Regions from separate parts of the Homo sapiens genome. Here region 1 is linked to region 2. The links are chromatin contacts, found by Hi-C in ENCODE. All regions are on one chromosome and are shown on one strand. The core of a region is the stretch at or near the end of the contact, and the rest is flanking DNA. Distances in the headings are between cores, read along the strand shown.

The links. Hi-C counts contacts between places; a loop is a spot of excess contacts on that map. Pooled maps may share reads with other maps.
Region 1: a loop to region 2 is called in a map with no recorded cell type, with 10 times the contacts of the local background. The contact joins two enhancer-like sites. A Hi-C loop is called at or near these places in 2 of 37 single-sample maps with no recorded cell type and 5 of 50 pooled maps.

The regions. Positions count from the first base shown.
Region 1 is chr10:119,701,116-119,707,044 of GRCh38, reverse strand. No RefSeq gene overlaps it. Among named protein-coding and RNA genes, the nearest start is that of INPP5F, 22 kb to the left of the region's middle. RefSeq lists enhancers at 2,088-2,367, 2,998-3,047, 3,058-3,107. Within about 2 kb of position 2,949, at least 6 of the 41 ENCODE cell types and tissues checked have a DNase peak (open chromatin) inside an H3K27ac peak, as active enhancers do.
Region 2 is chr10:119,266,459-119,272,709 of GRCh38, reverse strand. All of the region lies in intron 1 of GRK5 (G protein-coupled receptor kinase 5), which reads right to left. Among named protein-coding and RNA genes, the nearest start is that of GRK5-IT1, 61 kb to the right of the region's middle. RefSeq lists enhancers at 3,381-3,630, 3,761-3,990. Within about 2 kb of position 3,714, at least 12 of the 41 ENCODE cell types and tissues checked have a DNase peak (open chromatin) inside an H3K27ac peak, as active enhancers do.

The sequences.
Region 1 (5,929 bases), core at 1,700-4,199, 440 kb before region 2:
ATTCATCCTCCTTCCCGCCCCTCCCCCTACCCTTCACGCTGAACTCCAGAATGGGGAAGATCATATGGCCAGGACCCAGCTGTCTGAGACTGCTCAAGCTGCCATGACAAAGTGTGACAGAGTGGCAGGCTTAGCCAAGAAATTTACATCCTCACACTTTTGGAGGCTAGAAGTCGTATTAATCCATTCTCACACTGCTACAAGGACATACCCGAGACTGGATAATTTATAAAGGAAAGAAGTTTAATTGACTCACAGTTCTGCAGAGCTGGGGAGATTTCAGGAAAGTTGTAATCATGGCGGAAGGGAAAGCAAACATGTCCTTCTTCACATGGCAGCAGCAAGGAGAAGTGCAGAGTGAAGCAGGGAAAAGTCCCTTATAAAACTATTATATCTTGTGAGAACTCACTATCAGAAGAACAGCATGGAGGTAACCGCCCCCATGATTCAATTACCTCCCACTGGGCCCCTCCCACAACATGTGGGGATTATGGGAGCTACAGTTGAAGATGAGATTTGGGTGGGTACACAGTCCAAGATCAAGGTGTTGGTAGGGTTGATTTCTTCTGCAATCTTTCTCCTTCACTTACCATTGGCCTCTTCTTGCTGTGTCCTCACATGGTTATCTCCAGGTTTATGTGTTGTGTGTGTCCTAATCTTCTCTTCGTACAAGGACATCAGTCATATTGTATTAGGGCCCAACCTATTGACCTCCTTTTACCTCAGTCAGCTCTTTAAGAGCCCTGTCTTCAAACCCAGTCACAGTCTGAGGTACTTGGGGGTTTGGACTTCAACACGTAGATTTTAGGGAGGCACAATTCAGCCCATACCACCAGCCAAAGATCTTATCATCAGCTTACCTGCATCTCCCTCCTCCCCCCATCATTCCCTACCTTAGGGCCCATCCAAATTGCCCTACAAAATGTGGAGTCCCTTCTCTATGCACAATATGAAATATATGAAATAATATAGACATATAGAAACCAGATACTTGCAACAACCTATTCATGACTGATATACCCTTAAGGTTCTTGGACAAATGGGAGTACCTATTAAAAATGATTCTTTCAGGCCAGACACAGTGGCTCACACTTATAATCCCACCACTTTGGGAAGCCAAGGTGGGAGGATTGCTTGAGCTCAGGAGTTCGAGACCAGCCTGGGCAACAAAGCAAGACCTTGTATCTACTAAATTTAAAAAAAAAAAAAAAAAAATCAGCCAGGTGTAGTGGCAAATGCCTGTAGTACCAGCTACTCAGGAAGTTGAGGCTGGAGGGTCGCTTGAGATCAAGGCTACAGTAAGCTATGATCGTGCCACTGAGCTCCAGCCAGGGCGACAGAGCAAGACCCAGTCTCAGTCAATCAATCAATAAGATCCTTTCAGAGACATCTTGAAAATATTTTTTAACTGAGAAAGTGGAAAAAAAAAGTCAAGAAACTGACTTAGTTTCATTATTAGTCTAATCTAAAATAACAGGTTTGCTGTGTGCTAAAAATAATACTCAGACTCTCTGAATGAGTAAGCCCACTAAGAATAAACAGGGTTTTTTTAAATCATAAAAATGTCAATCATAATCAACACCTAATGTGGGAAAGTATCTTCCTCTTAAAAATATTAAGAAGGTGGCTGGGTGCAGTGGCTCACGCCTGTAGTCCCAGCACTTTGGGAGGCCAAGGTGGGTGGATCACAGGAGTTCGAGACCAGCCTGGCCAACATGGTGAAACCCTATCTCTACCAAAAACACAAAAATTAGCTGAGTGGGAGGCACCTTGTAATCCCAGCTGCTTGAGAGGCCGAGGCAGGAGAATCACTTGAGCCCAGGAGGCAGAGGTTGCAGTGAGCCAAGATTGCGCCATTGCACTCCAGCCTGGGCGACAGAGCAAGACTCCATCTCACAAAACAAAAACAAAAACAAAAAAAAATTAAGAAGGTGAGCAATGAGCAACAAAAACGTCTAAATTTTGCAGACAGAATAAGAGCCCAAAGGTTGTACACACTGAAAAACAAAACCGAATAGCTATTCATATTTTCCTTAAGGTTTGAGGACAAAGAAGCTCTAGAAGAAGGTTATACTGGAGCCAGAAAGGAAGCATACAAAAATATCCCTATCTATTTTTGTAAAGACAGGGTCTCACTCTGTTGCCCAGGCTGCTCTTGAACTCCGGGCCTCAAGTGATCCTTCTGCCTCAGCCTCCGAAAGTGCTGGAATTATAGACGTACCCCACCACCTGTGGCTGAGTTTCTCTTTCAACCGACAAATAGAACCTTTCTTGGAGTTAGAAAGTAGGAGATCAGGAGCTTCTCACTAATGATGGTGTAATTCAGCAATGGATCCCTTTTCGGGTCATCAGCTTAGTGTCAGTTCCTGGTTCTATCTGACTCATTGCAGTAGTGGGAGGTTTCGAAAACTTGAAGTCAGGAGGGTTTACATCAATTTCACATATTACAAACAACAACAACAACTCACAGCGCTAGGGAGGCATCCCATTCTACTCATCTTTACAACCTGACAAGAACAGGAATACATTCAACAGAAATATTCTTCTCTGCTACGAACAGATTGAAATAAATACCTGAGTTCCTGATAGAATGGAAAATAACAGCTTTCCATAGGTGCGGAATCACCAATGACATCAGAACAAAAATTATTGCTCGGTACCAAGGAGAAAATGTCTTGAGGACAAGATGTGAATAACAAGTTCAGAAGAAGGGAAGGTCAGTCAAAAAAAAAAAAAAAAAAAAAAAGCAGCCTCCTGGGCGACAGAGCAAGACTCAAAAAAAAAAAAAAAACGAAGATGAAGGATGATTATCATGCTACCTCTAAATTTCTACAGCAGGCTCCATAGAGCTCAAAATACTTTAAAGACGTATTTTTATTCTGAAGTAGCAGGAAGGAAATATCAGCAGCGTTTACAGATGTTGAAACTGAAGCATCACATCATTGGGGGATGCCCAGTTCTCCCTGCAGCATCTACTAGCTGTGCAGGATGGGGCCTACAGAGTGAGTTTCTGTCTTTCCTAGGAGCTTACCAACTCAGTCATCAGAAGGTTTCCCCAATCCAAATATATATTATTTTAATGTAAAAATAGAATATGTTGGCAGGGCGTGGTGGCTCACGTCTGTAATCCCAGCACTTTGGGAGGCCAGGGCAGGTGGATCACGAGGTCAGGAGATAGAGACCATCCTGGCTAACACAGTGAAACACCGTCTCTACTAAAAATATAAAAAATCAGCCAGGCATGGTGGCGGGCACCTGTAGTCCCAGCTACTGGGGAGGCTGAGGCAGGAGAATGGCGTGAACCCAACAGGCAGACCTTGCAGTGAGCCGAGATCGTGCCGCTGCACTCCAGCCTGGGCAGCAGTGCAAGACTCCGTCTCAAAAACAAAGAATATGTTAATAATTATATTAAAATTTCCATCAGAAACCTCAAGGCTATTGAGAACCAGGATTAATCTACTGATTACAATAAGAGAGGGGGCTGGGCACAGTGGCTCATGCCTGTAATTCCAGCACTTTGGGAGGCTAAGGTGGGAGGATTTCTTGAGCCCAGGAGTTTGAGACCAGCTTTGGCAACATAGTGAGACCCCATCTCTATAAAACATAAGTGAATTAATAAATAAAATAAGAGAGGGGACAAAGAGATGTGGTCATTTGGTCAGTGTATTGGTTTTCTAGGGCTGCTGTAACAAATGACCATAAAGTGGGTGGCAGTAAACAACAGAAGTGTATTTTCTCACAATTCTGGAGGCTAGAAATCCAAAATCAAGGTGTTGGCTGGGCCAGGCTCCCTCTGAAGGCGCCAAGGGAGAATCCTTCCTTGCCTTTTCCAGCTTCCGCAGGCTGCCTGCAATTCTTGGTGTTCCTTGGCTTGTAGATATATCACTCCAATTTCTGTCTCATTTGTCACACGGCACTCTCCCTGTGTGTCTGTATCAGTGTTCAAATTTTTCTCTTCTTATAAAGGTACCAGTCATTGAACTAGTGTTCCAGTAAAACCTCATCTTAACTTTTTTAGATCTACAAAGGATGTATGTCCAAATAAACTCACATTCATAGGTACCGGGGATTAGGACTTGAGCATATCTTTAAGGGGACATGATTCAGTCAGCAATAATCAGTTTGAAAACAAGATATTACTACCTAGTGGTAAATACACTCAAAACTACCAAAGGCCATGACTCTCCCCCCAAAAATGGAGATAGCATCATCTTTACTGTTGAAATAGCCCAGAATGTCTTTCTGAATAAGCTCTCTCTAGATGTTCTTCCCACCTCTAAGACTCATGATTATCTATGACTTAAAACTTACCGTCTCACAGACTCTCTCTCTATATGCAGCTTTTCCATTACAACATTTTCACATCCCCATCCTTGAAGCTGGTAACTGTGTTTTTTGTTGTTGTTTTGTTTTTTGTTTTTTTCCAGAGGAAACTTGTCCTGAAATGGAGTGTTTTGTTCTAAACAGTTCATGTATCCTTTAGAAGGAAAGGAGAGGGATGTTCACAGACAGAAAACATATAGTAAAAATAATTAACATATTTGAGCTTCCATTCTGCTTAAGACTGTGGTAGACACCATCAGTCTGTTTAATACACATGACCATTCCCATTTAGGGACATGGAAAATGAAGGGCAGAGCACAGAAGGAACTTGCCAAAGTCTCACGGACCCTAAGAGGGTAAAGGGTAAACTACAGATACAGGCATATGCACCCTACTTCTGACCCCAAGAGCAACACAACTAGGACAGGTGAAAGGAGTAGAGGATGGGATGAGAAAGGCCAGGGACAGAAGCTTCCTTCCTTTCTTTTGCACCAAGCAGCGGTTTGTTCAGGAGCTACCGTTTTCCGTTTGTGCAGTGCTGCCTCTGCACCTCAGCAAATTTCTGACCGACCAACAGAATCAGAATAAGCCACTCATACAACACCCCACAACAGGGACCCATTGTCATGGAAGTCAGGTGGCTGAGAGCTAAGCATTATTCCCCTGATCTGTCCCGGGCGTTGTTTGGAGGTTGGATGAAATCATGAAATGTAAGCATTCTTTCTGAGTCTGGAAGCAATCCAACGAAATTGAATGATTCATTCCTGACCCCAATTACCTCCTTTTACCCCACAATATTCTTTCTCTACCTTCTCCTACAAAAGCATTTGTTCACTCAATAACTGCTATGTGCTAGTTTTAACAATCTGACAGCTCAAAGAGATAGACATCAGCTCTCTTTTTTTTTTCCTTTTCTTTTCTTTTTTTTTTTTTTTTTGAGATGAAGTCTAGCTCTGTCGCCCAGGCTGGAGTGCAGTGGCTCGATCTTGGCTCACTGCAACCTCCACCTCCCAGGTTCAAGTGATTCTTCTGCCTTAGCCTCCTGAGTAGCTGGGATTACAGGCATGTGCCACCACACCTGGCTAATTTTTTGTATTTTTAGTAGAGACGGGGTTTCACCATGTTGACCAGGCTGGTCTCAAACTCCTGACCTCGTGATCCACCCGCCTCAGCCTCCCAAAGTGCTGGGATTACAGGCGTGAGCCATCGCGCCCGGCTTTTCTTTTTCTTTAGAATTGAGAAACCATAGAGAGACACGTCAAAATAACTCCTGAAGATTGCCTCTTTATGCAAGAGAAATACAAATAACCAGATTTCTTCTTTCTCTTTGGGCTTAAAAATGAAATCTCATGTGATTTATCTTTGTAATTCCAAGAAAATATTTAATGTTTTATTTTCTCCTTTTTACCATATTTTACTTTACTATCTCACTTTCTGCTGTTCTGAATTATTTTTATCACCTTCTTTGTTCTTAGAATTGTCCTTTGCCCCCATTTTTTCCCTCTTCTTCAGTTTCCTAATTGTCCCAGCTATTTCACTCTCTCTTTCTTATGGTTCTCTCTAGAATCATCAAAGTGTAGAAATTTAATATGAAAAGGGATTTTCA
Region 2 (6,251 bases), core at 2,465-4,964:
GGCTCTGTGCTAGGCCCCGCCCAAGCTCTTCACAAACACTAGCACACTTAATGCTCGCAACGACCCCATGAAATAGAGATCTCATCCACTCAGTTTCTTGTTTCTTTCTTTCTTTCTTTTTTTTTTTTTTTTTTGAGATAGAATCTTGCTCTGTCATCCAGGCTGGAGTGCAACTGCATGATCTCGGCTCACTGCAACCTCCGCCTCCCAGGTTTAGGTGATTCTCCTACCTCAGCCTCCTGAGTAGCTGGGATTATAGTCACCCGCCATCATGCCTGGCTAATTTTTGTATTTTTGTAGAGACAGGGTTTCACCATGTTGGCCAGTCTGGTCTTGAACTCCTGACCTCAGGTGATCCGCCCACCTCAGCCTCCTAAAGTGCTGGGATTACAGGCGTGAGCCACCACGCCCGGCCTCATGCACTCAGCTTTACACATGAGAAAAGCTCTGAGTAACAAGTAACACATCCAAGCTCACACAGCTGGTGAGAGCAGAGGCCAGGGTGCAAACCCAGGACCGTCCCATTTAGCATCTATGCCCTGAGCTACCATGCGATTCAGCCGGCACAGGGTCCCATACAAGGCAGAAGTTCAGAACATTTGGAACCATCTCTGCTGAACGGGGCATCACCACTACATCTAGGAGGGCCGCGTCAGCCTACAGGGCCAGAAATCCAGGTTCTATTCCTAGCTCAAGGGGGCCCGCAGGAAGGCTCTTCCCAGCAGAGTCATGAGACTGTGGCAAGCCCACAAAACAGGGCCCCACAGACAAGGAATAAGAGTAGGCATCATGCCAAATGATTTCCACAGATGAACTCCTTCAGCCTCCCGAGTACCTACGAGGTTAGTGCTGTCTTCACAGATGAGGAAACACACACATATTAGGCAAGCAACTTCCCCAACGTCACACAGCTAATCAAAGTGCTGGAGCTGGGACTGGCAACTCCAGAGTCACGCTCCAGAGTCCACCTGCTGCTAAACCTCGTCACCAACCTAGTGCTCACACACCTGTTTTTCCCTGACGAGTCAAAGGCCCCACGTTCCCCTCTTCCATTGCCAAAGGTGGCGACAAAACCCCGCACACACCAGCCCAGCACTGATGGGGTGAGTCATTTACGAGCTCCGGACCATCCAAGGTCTTCAGGTTCAAGGAGCTGGTGACTCAGTGCAGCCACCCCGTCCAGGGCTCCAAATTCCTCTTTGTCAAGTGTGCAGATCTGTATATGCTAAATGTCTGTTTACTAGAGCTAAACAAAGAAGTCAATGCAGGCAAACAAAATCTGTAGGAAACACATTGTTTCAGCCAGTCTCTGGGACAGCAAACAATAGAAGGCAAAAGGCTATGCAGAGAACTTGGTAAAGAGAAACTGCCTTGGAGTTCCCAAACCTGCAGACCCTTGATTGTGTTGGCAGCTCGAGGGGATGAGAGAGCCTCTAAAGAGGCCAGGCGTGTCTGAGAGGGCCTCTCTGAATGACCAGCGCCCAAAGGGCGTGGAGGATGTGGCTGTACACGTGTGGCCCGGGCAGGTTTCCGGTGAACACTCCCTCCCTAACGGCGCCGGCGCCACCCCAGGTCCTGGTGCTATCTGACAGTGTGAGCTTACTTACGAAAGCCCGGTCTGCTATTCAGTCACTTCTAGGCGGGTCCTGTTATTATTATTAACAAAGATAAGATTACGACTAATAATAACACTCATGACATTTAAATGCATTTCATCCTATCGCTTCAGCCTTGCTCTCTGAGGTAGGGTAGAGTTCAAATTCCACATTTGTGTTCCGCCAGGGGCCCAGCATGCCAACTCACTCAAACACAGATGAAATTTCCAGAGCTTTCTTAAGAATGAAGTGAGTTTTTTTCCTTTGCACTAACGTGCCAAGCACACTGCAGTTTGAGCTGCTGGAAGGAAAATGCCTATTGTTACACCTACAAAACCCTACTTAACTCTCAGCTTCACACCTCTCAGGAGAAACTGCTGAAAATCTCCTAGAGACTGCCCCCCAGCTAATTTGTGCATTCCCCCAGCATTTGAGGGTCTTCTGCAGAGAGGGCTGTGGGCCGCATGACAGACCTGCACCTGCACAGAGCAGCTTATGGGCCTGTCATGGAGGTGAACAATTGTCCCCTGGTTTCTTAGGGGATTGGTTCTGGTGCCCCCCTCAGATGGCAAAGTCCATGGATGCTCAAGTCCCTGATATAAAATGGTGTAGTATTTGTATAAAGCCCATGCATATCCTCCTATACACTTTACATCATCTCTAGATTACTTCTAATACCTAATACAATGTAAGTGCTATGTGTATACAGTTGCTATAACGTATTGTTTAGGGAATAATGACAAGGAAAATGTTTGTACATGTTCAGTACAGACCCAAGCATCCTTTTATTTCTGAGTATTTTCAATCTGCGGTCAGTTGTATCCACAGATGTGAAAGTTGCAGATACAGAAGGCTGACTGGACATCAATGAAGGTACAATTACACATTTTGGTGACAAGTGGCAAAGAGATGAACAGAGGACTGTGATGAAGAATGGCAGGGCTGGCAGTGGGCTGCAAAGGAGCCCTGCTAGTTAGGATGCAAATAACAGGCCCCCAAGAAGGTAATATTTATGCCCAACCCTGAATGCCAATGAGCAGTGAAGGAATGTGGAGAGGAGAGCACGGGACTCTGGGCAGAGGGAACAGCAATAGGAAGGTACATTCAAGGTACTCCAAGGAGGCTGGAGGAGCAGACAAAGTGTGGGGGACTGGCACAAGGCCCCCTCCCTCCCAAAGGCCAACACCCCAGGCTTTGGAGCTGGCTGGCCCCCTCCAAGGTGGCTCTGAGAAAGAGGCTTGGAGAGCCAACTCAGCAACTTTTTTTTTTTTTTTTTTTTTTTAAGATGGAGTCTCACTCCATCTTGCAGGCTGGAGTGCAGTGGTGCGATCTCAGCTCACTGCAACCTCCGCCTTCTGGGTTCAAGCAATTCTCCTGCCTCAGCCTCCCAAGTAGCTGGGATTACAGGAGCACACCACCATGCCCGGCTAATTTTTTTGTATTTTTAGTAGAGACAGGGTTTTACCATGTTGGCCAGGCTGGTCTCAAACTCCTGACCTCAGGTGATCCACCCGCTTTGGCCTCCCAAAGTGCTAAGATTACAGGCGTGAACCACTGTGCCTGGCCATTATATCAGTCTTGACCCTAAACCTAACCCTGACTCCCCAGGATGAGAGCACGCAAAGCTCTCTGAACAGGGCCTACCCACGGAAGCCTCATAATGTGAGCCCATTACAGGGCTAACCACACGGGTGCTGCTACCCCAGGAACCCTCGGCTGCATGTTCAGGGACTATAGGACGTCCTCAGGAAACCCCTTCCATGGGTTTGGGGGCTCCCAACATCCACCTGTACCATTCTTGCTTCTCACGGGAAGTAGGCCACAACTATTGTCTATTGTTTGTTCTCCAGCAAGTCACCCTAACTGTCAGAGAAGAGGCTCGTGCTTCAACAAGCAGGGGGAACGCGTCAGGTCATCAAACTTCCTGTGAAAAGTCCCTCTTTGTTTAGAAAAGATGCTGGTTTGTTTCTATGTTTCTGTTAGAGAACAAACAGAAAGCTGCCTGGAAGAGTCTAGAATGAGGTAAGAGAGTTCCAGTCAGCCAGTGGCAGAGGCCCCCAAATCTACCCTGAGCAGAGAGCAGATGTCATCTGCCTGTGACAGGAAGCCCATGGGAAACAGATACCATCTCCCTCTGGGCCCCAAGGCCCATGGGGACTCCGCTGCAGGGTGAGGGCACCCCCTTTGTTATCTACTCACAAGTCACCCCAGAAGTGAGGACAGCTGGCTCCTGGGCCGTGGTGGATGATGGATGAATCCCACCTTGAGATCAAGGCCTGGAGACAGGGCCAGGGTAGCGTTTCTTAGGCACTAAAGAGGCAGCACCAGTCCAACCCTATTCATTACTAGCTCAGCCTTTCCTCAGTGTCCTGAGATGACGAGAATGATAGTGATGACATTGGGGACAGTGACGACAACTGCCATAACAACTACTGCAACAGCAAACACTTGGTCAGCATTTATCACCTGCCAAATCTCAACAACCCTATTATCGTACCCATTTTACAGATGAAAACACAGAGGCTCAGGGAAATTAAGCTGTCGGAGGTCACATCCTAATTGAATCTCAAAGGAGGTAAGGTTCAAATCCAGCCAGCCCAGCATTCTGGCATTTAACCACTAAATCACACCTCGTCTTGGGCAACAAAAGTAGCAAAAGGAAGGACTGGCGCAAACTGTGGCAGGTCCTCAGACATCAGGACCATCTGCTGAAACCAACGGGGCTGCCCAGGGGCAGAAGGAAGCTAAGCTGGGGCTTCTCCGGCAGTGAATTCTCTTTACACCGGAAAACACTGCATGCAAAAAAACAGAAAAACACTGCTTGGGCTTTGTTTTTAAAATAATCGAATTATGTGTACTCAATTTAACACAAAGCTTGTTCTAAAGTTGACTTTGTTCATTCCATTTTCCCATCTGCTGCTTTAGAAGTTGGTGATGGATAAACAACCAATACAGAAAATTTCTGCATCTAGGCGTGTGCATGGAGCTGTGGGTGAGGCCAGTGTCCACAACAGAGACAGTGAGTGCCAGCCGTCTCTACCTTGTTCCTTGCCATTTAGTGACACACCCTGCAAGTCCCAAACCCCAGTGGGCTCCAGAGAGGATGCTCACTGGGAATCAGCACAAACAAGGGAGACTCCGTCCTCCTCTTCCTCTTGTCCTCAGGAATTGTCTGCTTTTGTCCTTCTCCTCAGGGGACCCCATTTCCTATGAGGCAGCATGTAGGGTTTTGGACCTGGCTGGGCTGTGGGGGGTGGGGAGTGTGGAGGAGCTGGGGTGGAGAGGACCCATCTTCTGACATGGGAGCGCCTCCCTGTTCCATGTCATTGTTTGTGTGGCTGAGCCAGCATGAAACTCCCAACCAAAACCACAGCTTTGAAAACACGTGCAGAGGTCACCTAAGCTGCCTCCCGCCTTTCCTGGAGGACAGTTTGGGTCCACGAGCGGTGCTGGACCTCCTTGCTATAGAACCTAAGGCTGGTTCGGTGCTTTTATTGCCTATCTACCTGCCATGTCCTCAATCCCTAAAACAGGGCCCGTCCGCTGAGCCTCCAGCCCCTTGCCATCCTGTGGAGAGGGCTGCCCAACCCAGGGTGGGAATCCCTTGCCTGGCCACGGTGAGGAGTCTGCTGCCCAAGGCCCTGTTATGACCCCACAAGTATGACCCCAGCTCCCAGACGGGCAATCTGACAGCAGCAGGGGTCATCTAAAGCAGCGCCAGACAACAAAACACAGCTAGGCACGGTGGCTCACACCTGTAATCCCACACTTTGGGAGGCCAAGGTGGGAAGATCGCTTAAAGCAGGGAGTTTGAGACCAGCCTGGGCAACACAGGCAGACCCTGTCACTGCAAAAAGAATTTTTTTTTTTTGAGACAGAGTTTCGCTCTTGTTGCCCAGGCTGGAGTGCAATGGTGTGATCTCGGCTCGCTGCAACCTCCGCCTCGCAGGTTCAAGCAATTCTCCTTCCTCAGCATCCTGAGTAGCTGAGATTACAGGCGCCCGCCACCATGCCTGGCTAATTTTTGTATTTTTAGTAGAGATGGGGTTTCTCCATGTTGGTCAGGCTGGTTAGAACTCCCGACCTCAGGTGATCCGCGCACCTCGGCCTCCCAAAGTGCTGGGATTACAGGCATGAGTCACCGCTCCCAGCCCTACAAAAATAATTTTTTAATTAACTGGGCATGGTGGCACACGCCTGCAGTGCTAGCTACTCAGGAGGCTGAGGCAGAAGAATCACTTGAGCCCAGGAGTTCAAGGCTGCAGTGGGCTGTGATCACAGCACTGCACTCCAGCCTGGGCAACAGAGCAAGACCCTGTCTCCATAAAAAAAAAAAAAAAACTCTTCCCCCCCACCCACCCAACCCCAGCAAATGGCCAAATCCAAGCCTAGTGGGAAATCAGCAGAAGCAATAAGAAAAAGCAGTGAAAGCCTCCTTGACTCCATGAAGAATCCACCTTCCCCGCTTCCTCCTCCAGCCACAGGATTAGACAGCGGGTTCCCTTGGCCAGCCCCACCGGCTTCACTACTTAAACTTCCTCACCCTTGAAAACACCCAAGTTATGAAGGGAAGGAAAAGCCCATTGGAAGGTAGCTGGGTGTTTGGGAAGGGCTCTTCTTGATAACAACCAGCATCATTTCTTTTTTTTTTTGAGA